Regions from separate parts of the Homo sapiens genome. Here region 1 is linked to region 2. The links are chromatin loops, found by intact Hi-C in ENCODE. Cell type or tissue: IMR-90. All regions are shown on one strand. Each heading gives the region's core, and the rest is flanking DNA. Links, peaks and the distances in the headings are about the cores only. Region 1 overlaps RERE (arginine-glutamic acid dipeptide repeats). Region 2 overlaps RERE (arginine-glutamic acid dipeptide repeats).

Region 1 (8,835 bases), core at 505-8,504, 98 kb before region 2:
TCCTTCCATAGGTGGATTCAGGCCCCACTGAGAGTGGATGCAGAAGACGACCCTGTGGATTTTTAGGTCTGTTCAGTTCCAGCGCTACACTAAAATACACCAAGGTTGGGAGAAGGTGTTCCAGGATCAAACAAGAGTGGATACTTTATCAATGGCAATAAGAAATTTACTTGCGAGGCCTCACTCTGCCCTCTCAAAATGAAACAAAATGTTTAATGACTCAGTGCATTTGGGAGATGTGTATAGGATGGTGTAATTATAAAGTATATTCAGTCCTTTCTTTCTCCTGAGAAGAGTCTGTGGAGTCAGTATTTCAGTTTTTCCCCTTACCCACTGGTCCCCATGTCAGAGCAGAACCCTGGGATACATGAACCTTGATGGCCTGAGGCCTGGTGGTATACTCTGCTTTAGGTTTTTCTATACCTCTTTCCTGGCGTTTTGAGCTGTAATGGCTGTAAAGTTATATGGATAATATATATAGATATGTAAAATTCTTAGATCCTTTTTGTTTGTTTGGTTTTGAGACAGAGTTGCGCTCTTGTTGCCCAGGCTGGAGTGCAGTGGCACGATCTCCGCTCACTGCAACCTCCACCTTCTGGGTTCAAGCCATTCTACTGCCTCACTCAGCCTCCCGAGTAGCTGGGATTATAGGCACCCACCACCACACCCAACTAATTTTTGTATTTTTAGTAGAGACAGGGTTTCACCATGTTGGCCAGGCTGGTCATGAACTCCTGACCTCAGGTGATCCACCTGCCTCTGCCTCCCAAAGTGCTGGGATTCCAGGCATGCGCCACGGTGCCCGGGCATTCTTAGAGTCTTATGTTAAATAGGGTAGAGGCTTGAAATATTACAAGATATTTCCTATCTAATTTCATTTTTAAAATTTCATTTTGTTGTAAGCTGACAACTTATAATTGTATATATGTATGGAGTACAAAATGATGTATGATTCATTAATACAATGTAGAATAATTCAAGCTAATTATCATTTTTTATGATGGCAACATTTGAAATTTACTCTCTTACCAATTTTGAAATGTACAATACACTGTTATTAACTATATTAATCATGTTGTGCAGTCGATCATTTAAAAAACCCAGTTATTCTTCTTTACTGAGATTTTGTACCCTTTGAGCATTAGCTCCCCATTCCCCCCACTGCCCAGCCTCTGTAACCACTTCTCTTCACTTCTGTGAGTTGGGTTGTTTGAGTCCACATGTAATAAGCACATGTGGTATTTGTCTTTCAATTCCTGGCTTATTTAACTTAGCATAATATTCTCCAGTTCAATTCATGTTGTTGCAGATGACAGGAGTCTTCTTTTTAAAGACTGAATAGTAGTTTTATATATATATATACACACACACACACACACACACACACACACACACACACATACACATATACACACACATACATACACACACACCACATTTTCTGTCTCCATTCATTGTTGATAGGCACTGAGGTTGATTCCCTAACTTGTTTATTGTGAATAGTACTGTGATAAACTTGGGAGTGCAGGCTTCTCTTTGACAAACTGATTTTAAATATTTTGGTAAATTCACAGAAGTGGGATTCCTGGATCTAATTTCATTTTAATTGAATTAAATTTAATTTCAGATATTTATCCATGAAGTTGGGTAACTATGACTGGTACAGAAAGCTTATCTTTAGTTTTGATTTACCTGTGTAAATAAATACAGGTTGGGCATCTCTAATTTGAAAATCCATAACTTTTTGAGTGCTGACATGATGCAGTAAGTAGAAAATTCCACATCTGACCTTTGTGACAGGCTGCATATATTATTAAAATGTTTTATATAATTACCCTCAGGCTATGTGTATGAGGTTTATATGAAACATAAATAAATTTTGTGTTTAGACTTGGGTCCCATCCCCAAGATATCTCATTATGTATACCCAAAGATTCCAAAATCTAGAAAATTCTGAAATCAGAAACACCTCTGGTCCCAGGTATTTTGGATAAGAGGTTACTCAGTCTGTATCTGGAGTTAGCTTTGATCTTTGAAGAATAGTGATCTTTGACCCCATTGTCTGTCCCTACCCTTCTCCCTTGAAGTCAGGAATGATCAAAGCCATTATGACTGTGTCCCCAAGGTCTTAGCTAAGGTGACACGTCTAACAGTCATTGTCCTGTAAGTGGAGGTGGGCTCAACTGGCAGAGTTAATGCCTCTTTAAACTGGTTGGTGAGCACACTTGAAGGGAGATAGTGATGTCTCTGGGAGACGGTGTTCCCCCCTCTGTATGCTTAATTAGTGTCTGACTACCAATTAAAAGTTTTATGTATACATTTCTGAATTATACAGTAAACCTCTAATGTTCAGACAACTCTTAACCTTATTATCACCATGTTGTGGAAATGCATGAAAAGTTTCTTCAGAAAGTATCTTTTTAAGCCATACAGTATACACATGTTAGCCACTTCATCCCAAATTTCTGGAGAAACTTGGTTGGCTATATTGGCTTATAGAGTAAGAATTTTGATCTGATTTCACTTGGTTCTGAATCAAGAGCCCCCATGACTAAGCAGTTAAATATATGCAGGAGGTTACTCCTCTTCTCTCCAGCAGATTGTTTTGACTTGGCAAAGTTATTTATTTGCTAATATCCATCTTTGTACTCTGTTGAGGCTGTCTTTGGCCTTGATATCTCTGTCACATTTGATAACACAGAGGGACAGGAGTGGTCTGTTTTGGAGGCTTTGGGGACCTGATAATCCCTGCTGTGAGCTGGTGGCAGGTATCATCAGCTGGTGATCAGTGGGACAAAGAAGCTCTTTCCTCTGTATCGTAGGTGAATTTACAGTTGTTCTGTCTGGCTTGCAGGCCACCTCTGTGTGAAGGACTCTCTCTCTCTCTCTGCCCTAGTCCTATTGGTATTTATGAACTATCCAGATACCCCCTCGATTATTATTACTATTTTTATGTTGTGGAAAAACATTGCCCTGAGGCTGATATTAAGACTGTTTCTAGGAAAGACTCAGGCTATTTAAATTGATAAAACACTAAATTAATAATCATGAAAGATCTCTAGGAAAGGAAGTTTCCATCTCAACGTTAGACCCTGTGTCTGTGTTTGGGCAGACTGTGTTGTGTGTTGCTGATGACAACACAGTTGCCCTTCAACAGCAACTTTTTCTTGGCCTTGCCTGTTTCCATTGCCTTCCTTTTCCCCTAGTCTACCGCTTGTCAGTTATCTAGTTCTGAGTGTTTCATTTCAGTTATTTTAAATTTGTTAAATCTCAACAGACTATTGTCTGTTATTCAAAGATGTGTAGAAATCTTTGCTATTCTGCTCCCAGATAGCTACCATAAGGATCTTTTTTCTAAGCCCAGATTTGGGGGATGGATTTTGTCCTCTATTAATCTCCTTAAATCGACATATGTTCTTCATTTCAAGAGAAATCCAGCCAGGGTCTATAATTTAGCCCAGAAACAACTCCCCCTCCCCTTTTTTTTGCCCAGAGTCCTGAAACTTTATTGTTAAGCAGATTGGATGTGCTCCTGTTTAGTGGCTTAAAACATAGCAAGATGTCCACCTCTACAAAAAAATTTTAAAAATTAGCTGGGTGCCTGTGTTCCTACTTACTCAGGAGGCTGAGGCGGGAGGATCACTTGAGCCTGGGAGGTCGAGGCTGCAGTGAGCCATGATGGTGCCATTGCACTCCAGCCTGGGTAACAGAGTGAGACCTTGTCTCTAAACAAACAAACAAACAAACAAACAAACTGGTGAGAAGTTATTTACTTCCCAGTGGTCTCCTCTTACTATTCAGAAGTACACCCTAGGGTGCTTTCACACAGGAAGCTTCACTTCCCTCTTTATTCTGCATTCTGTTTGAAATATATTATTTATAAACATTTTGACATTTATGCCATTGTTAAATTATATTGGTAGTAAAAAATGAGGCTTATTTGTTGAGAAATTCTTGACAAGCTTCTAGAATTGTTGGAAAAATGAAGACATTTTCCTCTTAATTTGCTGTATGACACTATTACTAACATAATTTTGAATCTTAGAAAAGCAAAAACTTTAAGGGACCTCTTTTCTCTCTATCTTTGCTGCTCTCTTTTTCTGTAAAACAATGATAGTAATATCTGACATTTTTTGAGCTCATCCACTTGCTTTATATTAATTTATTTAATCCTCACAACCAAATAAGGTAGAAACTTGGTTTTCTCCCATTTTGTATATGAGAGCATTGAGGCTTGGAGAAGTTACTTGCCCAAAGTCACATAGCTTAGTAAGTTGCAGAGCCAGGATTCAAACTTAGACAGTTTTGCTTGAATCGCATGATCTCTAAATTCACGTCTGGCTTTAATTTTCTGTGATTTTGAACAAAATTCTTCAACTAGTGAGTAGTAGGAATTACATAATTACCTGTGTCTAACTTTCTAGCAATACTTTTGTGTCTGAGGTAGCTCTGGGAACACTTACTCAGGGAGGGGATGCTCTCTTCTTCCCTCAGTATTATAGCAGTGGCCAGCTTCCACTGAAGGTGACATTTTAATTTGTAAACCTTTAGGATGGCACCGTTAGCCAGTGCCATTGCACAGATACAGAGAAAAAATTAGAGATTCTCCCACAGCATCATTTTATCTACTTGGTTTTGTTTGAGGAGGAAATCTAGATATAAACATGTAAGAATGGAAAGAGAGCATAGAAACAATTTTGTTCCACCCCTTCACTTTTCATAGGGTTGGGGGACTCCACTCAGGTTGCAACTAGCAGTTGCAGACTGAACTGTAATCCTAGATTACCTAATTGTAATCTAGTACTGCTGAAACCACACACTGCCTCCCTTTATGGACTTTTCATTTTTAATTAAGTTACCGGCCTATTTAGAAAGATTGTGGATATTACAGCTACTTAAATTTGTTTCAAATTGTTGTTTACTTCCAGTCTACCTTTGTGTGTTTTATCTGTGGAATTGATTGTGAAGTCTTTTCAGCACAATGCTGCCACTCCCTGGTTATTGCATAGTACTGCATTGGGGAATCCAATAGTTCCTTCACTGCCATTGTAAAGTATAATATTAGGAGTCATACATCTAGGTACAAATAAACCAAAGCAGTTAATTTATTTGTGTGTGTAATCAGTAGGTATTCCTACACCATAAGATAACATAGATATTGTACTTCAGAAGATCACCAGTATCCCTGGCTTGGTTCTGAAAGATAGACATTGTACAAATTTGAGTTACTGTATCTAAAAGGTATTTCTGTTGCCCTTCAGGTTTTCAGATGTCTTAAATGTGTTGCAGAAATACATAGATGGTAGATTTTAAAAGATTGTTGTTAGGAGTGCTAGTAGATCTGGACTCCTGTATGCTCAGTGAAGTAATACATTTCTGTGAGCACTGAAGCATGTATTAGTAGCTCAGTGACTAGAGATCACTATCATCCCTTGTAGGAAACCAAGTTCTGGTGAAGAAGTAACTCCCACACTTCTCGGCACAGTTCTTCAGATTTTTCTGTGAACTATTGGTTACAATCACCTACCAATAGAGGAAACAATATTCATTGAGCACCTACTCAGTTCTAGATGCTTTCTGTCTTTTCTATTCTTTCAGTAATTATTTTAGGTAGATTTCAGTATCTCCTTTTTACAGAAAAGGGGAGATTGGGAGAATCTCGGTAATGTGCCCCAAGTCACATACATGGGAAGTCATGGAATTGAGATTGGAGGGGGCCACAGGCCTTCCCATCTTCTTTCCAGTAGGCCATCTTCCCTACCCTGTAGTGCTCGAACCAGGTTTTATTTTTGCCATTCTGATTTTGTTTTCCTTAAAAAACAAAACAAAATGAATTACTAGACCAGTGATTTCTCAACTAGGGACAATTTTGTCCCCACAGGGGAGATTTAGCAATGTTTAGAGACAGTTTTGGTTGTCAGAACTGGACGATGGGTGCTACTGGCAATTAGTGGTTAGAAGCCGGGGATGTCATAAGCATCTAACAGTGCACAGGCAGATCCCCACAACAAAGAATCCTCTGGCCCAAATGTCAGTAGTGCTGAGGTTGAGCAAGTCCTTATTATAGACAGCGTATTTTAACTGAATGCATCCCCAAGCACTGCCAAACAGGTGCTGCTTCTTCCCCTGGTTTATATATATTTTTTCTATAATGAGTAATCTTATCCTGGTCCTGCTTTTTATTATCCTGCCGAGGGAAGAAACTAAGTTTTCTTGGAGACAAAATATAATTTTTCCTCTACCCCTCTTAAGTTCTTGGCTAAATAATCCTTGTGCCAGAGAGCATATTTTGAGGTGGTATATCCTGATCTCCTACACTTTCTAGCTGCTCTCCCATGTCCTGGCGATTTGTCCCTTGCTGCCTGTGTATTTGGTCAGCAATAGAGTTAGAAAACTCCAGTTGTCCTGTAAGCTCACTAAAGGCCAGACAGAGTCAGGACTCAGGTTCTTCTCCATATTTCCCCAGAATGGCTTCGTTGATGCATGCAGATGGACTGTGGGGTCTGGATATGTTCAGTAGTTTGTCTATCTTTATTTCAATGAAAAAATTCATTGAAATCTCTCCCATTTTTTCTCAAGTCAGATGTTAGCACATCCATAATCCCCTGCTGAAAGTAATTATTTCTCTAAACTGCTACATGTAACATTTATTCTATTTATTTAACATACTGGTATGTCCTCTTTTTCCCATCTGAAGCATAAACAGTGTAGAAAGTTTTTTTTGCCATCAGAAATTTTAATATAAAGGCATAAAATGCATAAATATTAAAGAGTACTCATCATGTAGGATTATTCTATGTATAAAGTGTAATTAAACCAGTGATGATGCCGTATTTTTGTAGGCATGTGTATTTGGCACAGTTAAATGCAAAAAAAGAATCTTGGTATTTATGTTATTTACTTTGGTTTTTTGTTTTGTTTTGTTCTGTTTTTTTTTTTTTTTTTTTTTTTTGAGCTGGAGTTTTGCTCTTGTTGCCCAGGCTGGAGTGCAATGGCACGATCTTGGCTCACCTCAACTTCCGCCTCCCAGGTTCAAGCAATTCTCCTGCCTCAGCCTCCTGAGTAGCTGGGATTATAGGCATGCCCCACCATACCCGGCTAATTTTTGTATTTACTTTAAAACAGCACATTTTCGGCCGGCGTGGTGGCTCATGCTTGAAATCCCAGCAGATTGGGAGGCCGAGGTGGGTGGATGGATCACCTGAGGTCAGGAGTTCCTGACCAGTCTGGCCAACATTGTCAAAACATGTCTCTACTAAAAATACAAAAAATAGCTGGGCATGGTGGCACACACCTATAATCCCAGCTACTTGGGAGGCTGAGGCAGGAGAATCGTTTGAACCTAGGAGGTGGAGGTTGCAGTGAGCCGAGATCACGCCACTGCACTCCAGCCTGGGCGACACAGTGAGGCTCCTTCTCAAAAAAAAAAAAAAGAAAAGGAAAAAAAAAAGAAATAACACATCTTCACATTTGAGTTCTGTTGAAACTTGTGGCAATTGTCATCTTTCTGATTCTTTAAATGGCTTTTAAGTGTTTTTTAGCAAAGGTTTTTTGGAACCTTCCTGGTGTTTTAGTGTTGGCTATATTTGTGACTTGCTCGTTAAAGCAGGAAGCATCTTCCTTCATTAATGAGGGCTCTTTTATCATATTTTAGGATTTAGGCATCCCCTTTATAAACATGAGGCATTTCTTGAATTTTAGCTCTCATTCATTACTGACCAACGGGCCTGTGATGAGAACGTAGAGGCTGCTGAAAGGCATGATACTGCATTCACCTTGGAGAAGCCTGTTAAGGCCGCACATGGGTTGGAAAAGTATTTTAGGAGGCCGCAGGGAACCTCAGTGCACTCCCTGTTGAGCTATTTCTTGACCAGCCACAGAGATGATCTTTTGCAAGCTGCAGCCCCATAACTTGCTAATGGAAGGGCAATATTTGATCCTTTATTCTCTGAACAAACTGGGAACAAAATTAACTTTTAGGGATAACATAGTGCAGTGTCCTACAAACATTTACAGGATCATTTATGTGATAATCATAAAATTCTTCATTATTCACAAATAATTTTATACAAGATGTTCTATTATCTGGAGATTCGGAAATAAATGAGATGAGGTCTCTGGACTCATAGTACCTTCATCACCACCCATTCTTCGCTATATTCATTTGGCACTTAACAATAACTGTGGCTAAACAGTGGAAGGAGAATCTGATTTAGTCTGGGTAATAGGCAAACCTTGGAGAAGAGATTATTTTGTGCCAGGCCTTGTGGGGTAAGTTCTTTCTAGCCTTATTGCCCTTAATGAGCCTTGACAGTCAGCTAACACTGACTCTAAATATTTACCAAAATGATTAAAGATTAAAATAGAAGGATATATTAATGTAGTATTGTATAGTTAATGTTAAATAAAAATGTAATTTTGAATGGATTAGTTAAACTGGGGAGATAAACAGATTCAAGACTGGTCTCCTTTTGTTTCCTGAAATAAGCAGTTTAGAGGGGTAAGGTGAGAGGGATCTATTGATGGGTGTTTTTAAAAAACAAAACTTGACCTCATAACTGACTTATGTATTGTTGTGGTCCTGATGGTAATTGTGTCTCTCCCTATCTACGTGTCCACCCGTTTACAGGGGCTTTTGGTCATGGGTATGATATGCACTTGTGGCCACCTGAAATCCTGTTCCTAATGCTGTTAGATTTTCCTTTTCAGAGTAAGAGGGACCATCTCCTCATGAACGTCAAATGGTACTACCGTCAATCTGAGGTTCCAGATTCTGTGTATCAGCATTTGGTTCAGGATCGACATAATGAAAATGGTAAATATGTCCTTGTGGTT
Region 2 (8,835 bases), core at 442-8,441:
GCCTCATACTTTTCTTATAATTACCCCATACAGTATAATTACCTCTTATAAAAGTTGTTAATTTTGCCATGAGCTTTTCATTAAAAATTTATGATTTGATCAACTTCATTTGATTTCAAATTATCACTAAAATGTGTGCTTTTTGCATTAAATAGGCATGTAATTCTTCCTTTTATTCAGTTCCAATCCACGTTGACCTGTGATTATAAACCCCCATTGTGTTATAGAACTTGACAAATGTCTGCTTGTTCTGGATATTAGGCAAAGTATGAGAATCTGACTTTATTTCAGATCTTTTTATACGTCTGAAAGAAGCCTAGGTTGGATAGTTTTCAAACATTTGCAAATCATAATAGTATTTTATTTTTAAAAGAGTCTAATGGTAATAATAAATACGAATTTATTGATAAATAATAATAAAAATAAATAAGTTAATATTTATTCATTGCACCACCACTCCCAAGTGGGATCCAGTATTGATCATTGTTGTAGGTGTTTTGTTTTGTTTTAAGATAGTTGATTTATTCTTATAGCTAATGTACAACCTGGACTTCCCAGTCTTGATTTAAAATAAATTAGTGCCCTCTAAACTGTGAGAATGCTCTGGAAATTCAAATTTTTAATACTTTCTGTTTTGCTGAGTGAGCATTGAAAATGGATGTTTGGGCCGGGTGCGGTGGCTCATGCCTGTTATCCCAATACTTTGGGAGGCCGAGGCGGGTGGATCACGAGGTCAAGAGATCGAGACCATTCTGGTTAACACGATGAAACCCCATCTCTATTAAAAATACAAAAAATAAGCCGGGCGTGGTGGCAGGCGCCTGTAATCCCAGCTACTCAGGAAGCTGAGGCAGGAGAATGGCGTGAACCCGGGAGGCAGAGTTTGCAGTGAGCCGTGATCGCGCCACTGCACTCCAGCCTGGGCAACAGAGCAAGACTCCGTCTCAAAAAAAAAGAAAAAAATAAAAGAAAATGAATGTTTGTGATATTCCTTTTGTTGGCAGTTAAATGTTTGGAAGAGAGACTTGCAGTGTGTGTTTCAGCATTTATTTATTGATTTCATTCAACAAATATTTACCACTGCCAGCTTACTGTGTGCCCAGCCCAGGGGCTCCAGCAGTTGCCAGGAAGGCATCTGCATGTCCTCCGGAGTCTTCTGTTAGAAAGAGGAAACACATGGCTGTCTCCTCTTGTGATTCCATAGGTCTTTGCCTAAACCTAAGCAAGAGTAATTATTACAACCTACTTGATCTTGTCATTTTGTATGTTTTGTATCTGTACCAATTTGTAAGTTTCCTGGAAATAAGGACTGTGACTTATTAAGGTTTATTCTTTACATGTCTTGAATGTTCAGCTTTACTTGACCTGAATGTTCGGCAAATGCTGGCTCATTGTTAAAATAAGAGATTGAAGCACGAGTGAAAAGATCAGAACGTCCACTCCATGAGAACGGGGATCTCTGTGTTGTTTACTGCTGTGTCCCAGAACCTAGTATTTTATTTAGGAAGTTAGCAAGTTTTTCTGGAGTATTACCTTATACTATGGACTGTGTTCAGCACTGGAGATGCAAGTCTTAGACAAAGCCAATCTTTGTGTAAGAAGACTAGATGTGTACAGGAAAGGTGGATTTCCAATGAGAATTCTGAGTGACAGCCACAGTATGGGGAGGTAGATAGAGCAGGAGGATCTTTGTACCTGCTGTTTCTCTACATTATCTGCAAGTTGGAACTCAGAAACTTGGAGTGTCTGGAGCATCTTTGCGAGGTGGGAAGGTGTCCATGGTGCCAGACACTACACAGGGTTGAAAAGACGCAGGGTGAGAAAAGTTGATTAGCTTTGACAAGAAACAAGTCTGGTCCTAAAGGGAATATGTAGATAAACCTGCATCTTTATTCATATGTACTGAAAAACTAGCATACTATTACAGACTTACTTTCTTTAAAAAGCTCTTAAATTTTAGCCACTTTAAATATTTTGTTTTTGTGTGAAATTAGCACAGTCAAAAAACTTAAGAAATGCTAAAAAGAAAGAACATAATCTAGTGTGACTTTACGCTGCTTTGCGGAGAATGAGGCAAGAGTAGGGGTCCTCCTGGCTGGGTTGGAGTCTTGGCTTCACCACCTGCTGGCTCAGTGTGGTGAACATCTTTACTTGATCTTTCTGTGCCTCAGTTTCCTCATCTGTGAAGTAGGGCGATGATAGCTCCTAAACCGTAGATTAAATGAGAGAATACTTTCCCCATAGGATTAAGTAAGATAATGATTGCATGGAATGTCCTGAGCACTGGGCGGGGCCAAACATTCCCTAAATGTTTGCTTTATGGGAATATAGGGGAATCCTATTCCTATCTTTGCCAAAATATTTTCTGCCTTGCCTGCCTCCCTCTCCCAGAGTGAGTAGAATAGGGGTTGGGATAGGGTGGTCTTGGATGAGAACAAATTCCTGCGCCTACTGAAATGATGGAGTCTCAGTGCCCCTTTCCTGACTCTTCTGTGGGAGATAGTCAATGAGGAGCTTGCCTTGGATCGATTGTGTCCTGTCTGTTATTTGGTGCAGTTAGCTAACTATAATTGTTGTTGTTTTAGCTGCATGAAAGCGGTTACGATGCTGGCAAAGCCCTGCAGCGCCTGGTGAAGAAGCCTGTGCCCAAGCTCATCGAGAAGTGCTGGACCGAGGACGAAGTGGTGAGCAGGAACCAGCATTTGCCTTGTGCTCTGGGGCATCGGGCCACCGGCGTCTCAGTGTGTGACCTCCCTGCTGCTCAGGGAAAGCAGAAGCTTCAGTCATGCAGAATGGCTGTCCGTGGCAGCGCCAGGCAGGAGGATGGGGCCCTTCAGCCCCTTAATTGTACAGAAAGACTTGATTTTATTAAGATTAGGCTTCATAGATGTCGGGAAAGATTGTCCAACTTTCATGGAAAGAAAGGAGAAATTGATAGTTACTCCTAAAAAAAGTTAATTTGAACTTGTTTTTGGTGCAAGCTAGCTTGTGATACCTCCCTATTTAAAGACAGCATGTTAAAACCCGTGGACATATAACCTAAAGTAGGGTTGGTGACTTGTCTTTTTTTTAATCATAATTATTTTAGAGAAGGGGGTTTTGCCGTGTTGCTCAGGCTGGTTTTGAACTCCTGGGCTCCATCAGTCCTCTTGCCCCAGCTTCTTAAGTAGCTGGGACTGTAGGCATGCTCTACCATGCTTGGCTTGGTGACTTGTTTTTATAGGGCTTGTAAGACCCCTGACCTCCTTAAAGGACATTGATTACAAGCGGGAAGCAGAGAGTTGATGAAATAAATATGCTGGATTTTACATACTGATTGTATTGCTGTGGCCTGTTGAAGGAAGTGGGGGGAGAGAAATGTGCCCACAGATACAGCCTTGCAAACCCATGGATTCCCATCCAGCAGACAGTTTTAATGAAGCTACATCTCCATCTTGTGACTTGTAAAAGGCATTGCTGTAAACGACTTACGGATTTCTTGTGCTTTTGCAAATACAGTCTTCAGTATGAATGTTACCGCTTGACATTTGCCTTTCAGGTCGAATGAAATTTAAATGAAGGCTGGCACTAATACACCTATTGATTGCAAGTTCCTCTCCTGTATTTTAAAATATGCTAAGAAAGAATGTTTAGAAATTGTATGTGCTTTCCTGATCCCGCTCTTTCATTGATTCAGCAATATTTACTGAGTGCCTGCTTGCGTGCCAGGTGTTGTCCCTCCTTGGGAGTCTTAAGTTTTAAGAGGGGAGACCTTCATAAATGAGTATGTGCCGGGGGTGGTGAAGCAGATACAGAATAGGGTAATGAGGGAGAATCAGCTGGGTGGGGTACTGTCTTAGCTAAGGGAGGATCAGGAAAGTCCTGGTAAGTAACATTTAGATGAGACCTTAGTAAGGTGAGGAAGGCAGCCTTTTGGATATTAGAGAATTCTGGGCCCTAAGGTGAAAGCATGCTTGGCATGTTCAAGAAGTAGGCAGGAATGTTTCTGCAACACAGCAAGGAGGGGAGTGGTGGGAGGGGTGCCCTAGAGGGAGCAGATCAGGTGTGACCTGTTGGCCTGCTGTCAGGGCATGGTGATGTGCCCCACATGAGCAGCTTCTGAACAGAGGAGTGACTTGCTCCGACAGTGGGGCTCACACTGGCCGCTGAGTCCGGTGGTCTCTGGGGGTTGCTGCACACCAGGCTGGGACTGGTGGCTGGGTGGTGTGGCAGCAGTGGTCGTGATAAGAAGCAGCGAGATCCAGGCTGCACCTTGAAGGTAGAGAAAAGAGAATTTGCTCCTAGAATGGCTGTGGGTGAGGGTGGGCAAGGGCTGAGGAATGGGAAAAGCTAGGCGGAGCTGAGATGCACTGAAATGGCCCTAGGGTTTGGTAATGGAGTGCTTGTTGAATAGTTCCTTAAGACTTTAACTTTATCAGACTTACAGAGTTCATGAAGCTGTTTTAAAACAAACAAAACCATAAAAATCTTAACGTTATTATTAAAGAGAAAGAAACATCTTAAACATTTTAAAATGTTTAGACAACGTTAAATTCAGTTTTGAGAAGTCGTAGTGATACTGTTTTTTTACTGTAAGCCTGTTTATGTGAGGAGTGGATAAGAGATCTGATTGACAAGGTTTTAAAATTCTGCGAAAAGCCTGTGTGGAAGAAACACATAAGGAGATGAAAAGGATGGAACAAGTGTATAGACTGTGGTCGTTTAACCACCCTTTGTGAGATTGTCTTCAGTCCTCTCAGCCTGGCCTAGGCGGCCTCAGGGCCTTGTCAGCTTGCAATCCATGGCTGCTTCTGCTTCTGCATTTCCCTCAGTTCCTGGCCATCTCCTCTCTCTTCAGTCTCCATGCCCTTTGGCGTCCTCTCTCCTTCCCCACTTCCCTGCCTCTTCTTGGTGTCTCCCACCCTCCCCACTCCTCACTCATGCCTCCCAGCCCCTCGCTAGCCATGGCTCTCCTCTCTCCCTTCTTTCATTTCTCTTGTGACCTTTCATTCCCTCTGGAATTTTAAAAATACACAGCCAAAGTCCTCTCTTCCTGCTGAAGAGAAAGCTGCTTTCCTTTTCCTGCAGCGCCTGCTTGTAACATCAGGCAGCTGTTGATTGTCTCCCCATTGCTGCTGCTTGAGGATTTGTCGCTGTGAGCTGAGAGGGAAGTTTTGCACATCAGAAAGAGCCTGGTTTATTTTGAAAAACAAAACAGGACTCCAAAGTGGTGAATATTTTGAGTATGGAATAATGATCCTTAACTGTATACATCCGTATCCGTTTGGGGTCATTTTTATCATGTTTGCTTCTTGGTTTGAAAAATGTCTTGGCAGCCATCCAGCCCTTGTAGAGCCTCAGGATCAAATGGTTCCCTTATGTGTAGGAAGTGAAGCTTCACTTTGAAAACCTCAGCAGTGAAGAAGAGAGACTGACTGAATAATTGAGAGGTTGAAGGAAGCTTCTGGTGAATGGATCCAAATCAAATCTTTGAAGAGATTTATGTGGCAACAAGGCAGTCCCCTCTTTACCCTCGCCTGGCTTTGGCTGTGAAAAAACACCTGCTGTGTTCATGTGGCCCCCTTCTGTTAAATTTACCACATTTTCTCACCTCAGGAATCACAGGAATAAGCAAAACAAATGTGTTCCAGCTAACATAAATACATGGGCCTACCTCCCCCTTTTTTCCTCCCAGTTTTCTATATACTTGGAACATTCTAATTATTATTTTTATTATTATCATTACTATTTTTTAAGAGATGGGGGTCTTGCTATGTTGTCCAGGCTGGACTCAAACTGTTGGGCTCAAGTGATCCTCCCACATCAGCCTCTGAGCAGCTGGGACTACAGGCAAGCCACAATGCCTGGCTACTTATTACTAAACTTCGCTGCCGCTGGCATATTAATTTGTTCTAACTACCCAGTGTCTGATCTGACTACAACAGTCTTGATGAACGGGTTTCCCTTGGCATTTTTACATGAATACTTTGAAGCAGCTGCTCTGTGAGAGGGTTGGTGAAATAAGCACCTGAAGGTGTGAGTTCCCTGCTGTGCAGCGGACAGGCTGGGCCTCTGCACCTCCTGGGCCTGGCAGGCCTGCTGCTCTATGAAGAAACTAACCTCTCATGCCAGTGCAGACCCTACTCGTTCTCCAGTCTCAGCTCGGTTCCTGGCCCATCCCGCGGCCAGTGCTCCCTCTTCGCACTGTCTCCCCTCTGCGCGTCACTCGCTTGGCAGTTCATCCTCTGCCTCCTCGTGCTGACTTCTGATCCCCAGCTCTTCATTCCTTGCGGTCTTATTTCTGAGTTGATTGTCCTCCGAGTTTGTAAACTTATTAAGGGTAAGGACTTAATGATGAAGATAGTTTCTCTCCATATGAGAGGCTTGAAGAATATTGATGACTCTTTGTTCAAGGTAATCCTTTTAAAAAGTTCTTCACTATAATTGAGTGTCTTCAATCCAGCATTTTAAAACTTTTAATAGTTAATAGTTATGAATCAGCACATTAAAGAGAAAAACTTTTACATGCCTCAGAAACCAACCTTAAAAATTTTACTTTTGGAGCCTGGTCAACACAGCAAGACCTTGTCTCCACAAAAAAATTAAAAACATAATAAAATAGCTGAACATGGTGCCATGTGCCTGTAGTCCCAGTTACTTGGGAGGCTGAGGTTGGAGAATCGCTTGAGTCCAGGGGTTAGAGGCTGCAGTGAGCCGTGATCATGGCACTGCACTCCAGCCTGGGCAACAGAGCAAGACTCTGTCTCCAAAAAAAATAATAATAATAAAAGTACTTTTGGAAAAAGCTCACACATTAAACTCTTTCTTCTTGTTCTTCCTACTCCTCCTTCTCCTCTTCCTCCTCCTCCTATCACCTGACCTCTTTTTCCTAGGTCTTTCAGATAATCATGAATTCTGGAGATCTTAGACCTCAGAATCACACAATAGGAGGCCTTTCATCTCAAACTCTCAGTTTATTTCTCTGACAGTGTGCGTGTATGATGTTCCTAATTGAAGTTGCTTTGGGGCTGAGACACTTCAAATCTTGAACTGAAGCCAAAATGTGCCAGTTTCTGTCAAATTCTGTACCGGATACTGCAAATTAATTTTGCTTTTGCCGAGTGTCTGTGAGCAACACCTGGGTCATGTCTTTCAGGCTAAGTAAACTTGGTTTGATCAGAGAAGCATTTTGGAAGAAATGCTAGGTCAGTTTGTGAAGCTTTAAATACCAAGGTATGGGTAAGGGTGGAGCCAAAGTAAATGGCTGCCTTCTGCCTCTGAGAGTTACATTGATGGTTAATCAATTTCACATATATTATGCTAAAAATACTGTTCCTTTTCAGGAAGTCATCCAGATTGGTAGAACTTAGGAAGATAAAGAGGAGGAAATAGAGATTAAAACATTAAAAAAAAAAACCCAAACAAAACAAATCTTAGATTATTAGGTTTTTAATTAAACATGATGAACACATTCAAATATAACATAAAGGCCCCAGGCTGAACTGCACCTAATCGAAACAGATTAAGTCACCCTTCCATGCTTGGGTGGTTATTAATTCTGTTTATTTATGCATGCGAGCTGAAGGTAGCATTTGCTGCTGTTGTGTTGGTGCTTATTGCACTGGGATTCCGTTGCCGCTTGATGCTGTGCTCTTAATTAGCATTCAGCTGTTGATTATGGAAATACTGGGGATGCTAATTGAATTCTTTTTAAAATTCAGGGCCTGCATTTTCCTTGTGGAGTTTGGTTTGACTTGCAAGATTGTAAGATTGGGTGCTCCAGTGAGCTGTGCATCTCACTCTTTGCTTCCTATCCACTTAGCTGCGTTTTGGTTTTTAAAATTATTTTCATGTTGAATTCGCTTTCCGCAACAATCCAGGTGTTGCACAAAGTGAAGGTTCTGTTGCTTACCATGTTACTACAGGGTGTTTTTATTTCATCTTGGGTAACTATAGCTTTTATCTTGAAATACACTACCCATTAAATATTTTATATCAATTTTGATGTAATACATTGAGGTGAACAATCTAGATACAAATAAGCTCTGAAATTTTTATCCAAAAATAGTTAATCTGTGGTAGTGATAAACCTTAATTGGCCATGTACATGGATTTATTTACAAGCTCATAAATTTTAAAACATCTAAATCTTCCTTCAATTTAAAGCTCAGTCTATCATAAATATAAATGAAAATCCTTCTTTCAAAATTGACATGAGATGGCAAAGTAATTTTCTAAATATTTGTAATCCAGTGAACCCGTGCGGCCGGTCAAGGAATTACTTACACAGAATACACACAACTATTTGCAGGGTGTCTTTCCCCAGCAGCATCTCCAGATGCCTTTGTTATGCCCTTTTTGGAATGTCTGCTTGAGAAAACATTGTTTTCATTGTTCACTCTTTTCAAGCTAGGCATCTGAATGTGCCAGAAGACGGGGCTGCTTAGTGGGGCAAAAATACAATGAATTTTATTTACTGTTTGCATGGCAGCTGAGGAAAATGGAATTCACAGCAAAATCCCCGTTAAGATCCAATAGCAGCAGGAGGTTGTGGAGGTGAAAACAGCAAGGAGGACAATGACAAAGAGGGAGAGAGGCTCTCAGAGCTTGTAGTTATGGTTACGTGGATTTCAGATACTAATAATCTTGGTGATTTTGTTTTAAAATTTTACATCCACAATATAGGGGAAGGGTTAGTTATATTTATTTTAGGAATGGTAAAATTTCCAGAGTTGTTGACCATTTTATGTAGTCATTCAAAAATGATGATAGGAGAGTCTTGTAGGTCATCTAGTACGAACCTTTTCACTTTCTTATTCTTTTTAGGGTTTTGTGCAGATTGTTTTTTTTATTGTT

What was found. Peaks named below come from ENCODE experiments on the same cell type or tissue, not always from the same donor. Only the 100,000 strongest peaks of a DNase experiment are listed, where the experiment ranks them.
Region 1: it touches region 2 in a loop (4-fold over the local background); 3 of 110 quality-filtered maps call a loop at or near these places.

What each region holds. Positions count from the first base shown.
Region 1 is chr1:8,557,398-8,566,232 of GRCh38, reverse strand. RERE (arginine-glutamic acid dipeptide repeats) reads left to right here. Exons shown (of 23, transcript NM_001042681.2): 5 at 8,710-8,815. Among named protein-coding and RNA genes, the nearest start is that of SNORD128, 67 kb to the right of the region's middle. In IMR-90, for the core only: a CTCF peak has its summit at 4,996; a DNase peak (open chromatin) is centred at 4,972; H3K27ac peaks cover 465 bases.
Region 2 is chr1:8,459,774-8,468,608 of GRCh38, reverse strand. It overlaps RERE (arginine-glutamic acid dipeptide repeats), which reads left to right. Exons shown (of 23, transcript NM_001042681.2): 11 at 2,586-2,684. Among named protein-coding and RNA genes, the nearest start is that of SNORD128, 31 kb to the left of the region's middle. RefSeq lists an enhancer at 8,084-8,835. In IMR-90, for the core only: a CTCF peak has its summit at 3,446; DNase peaks (open chromatin) are centred at 3,418 and 5,308; H3K27ac peaks cover 4,281 bases.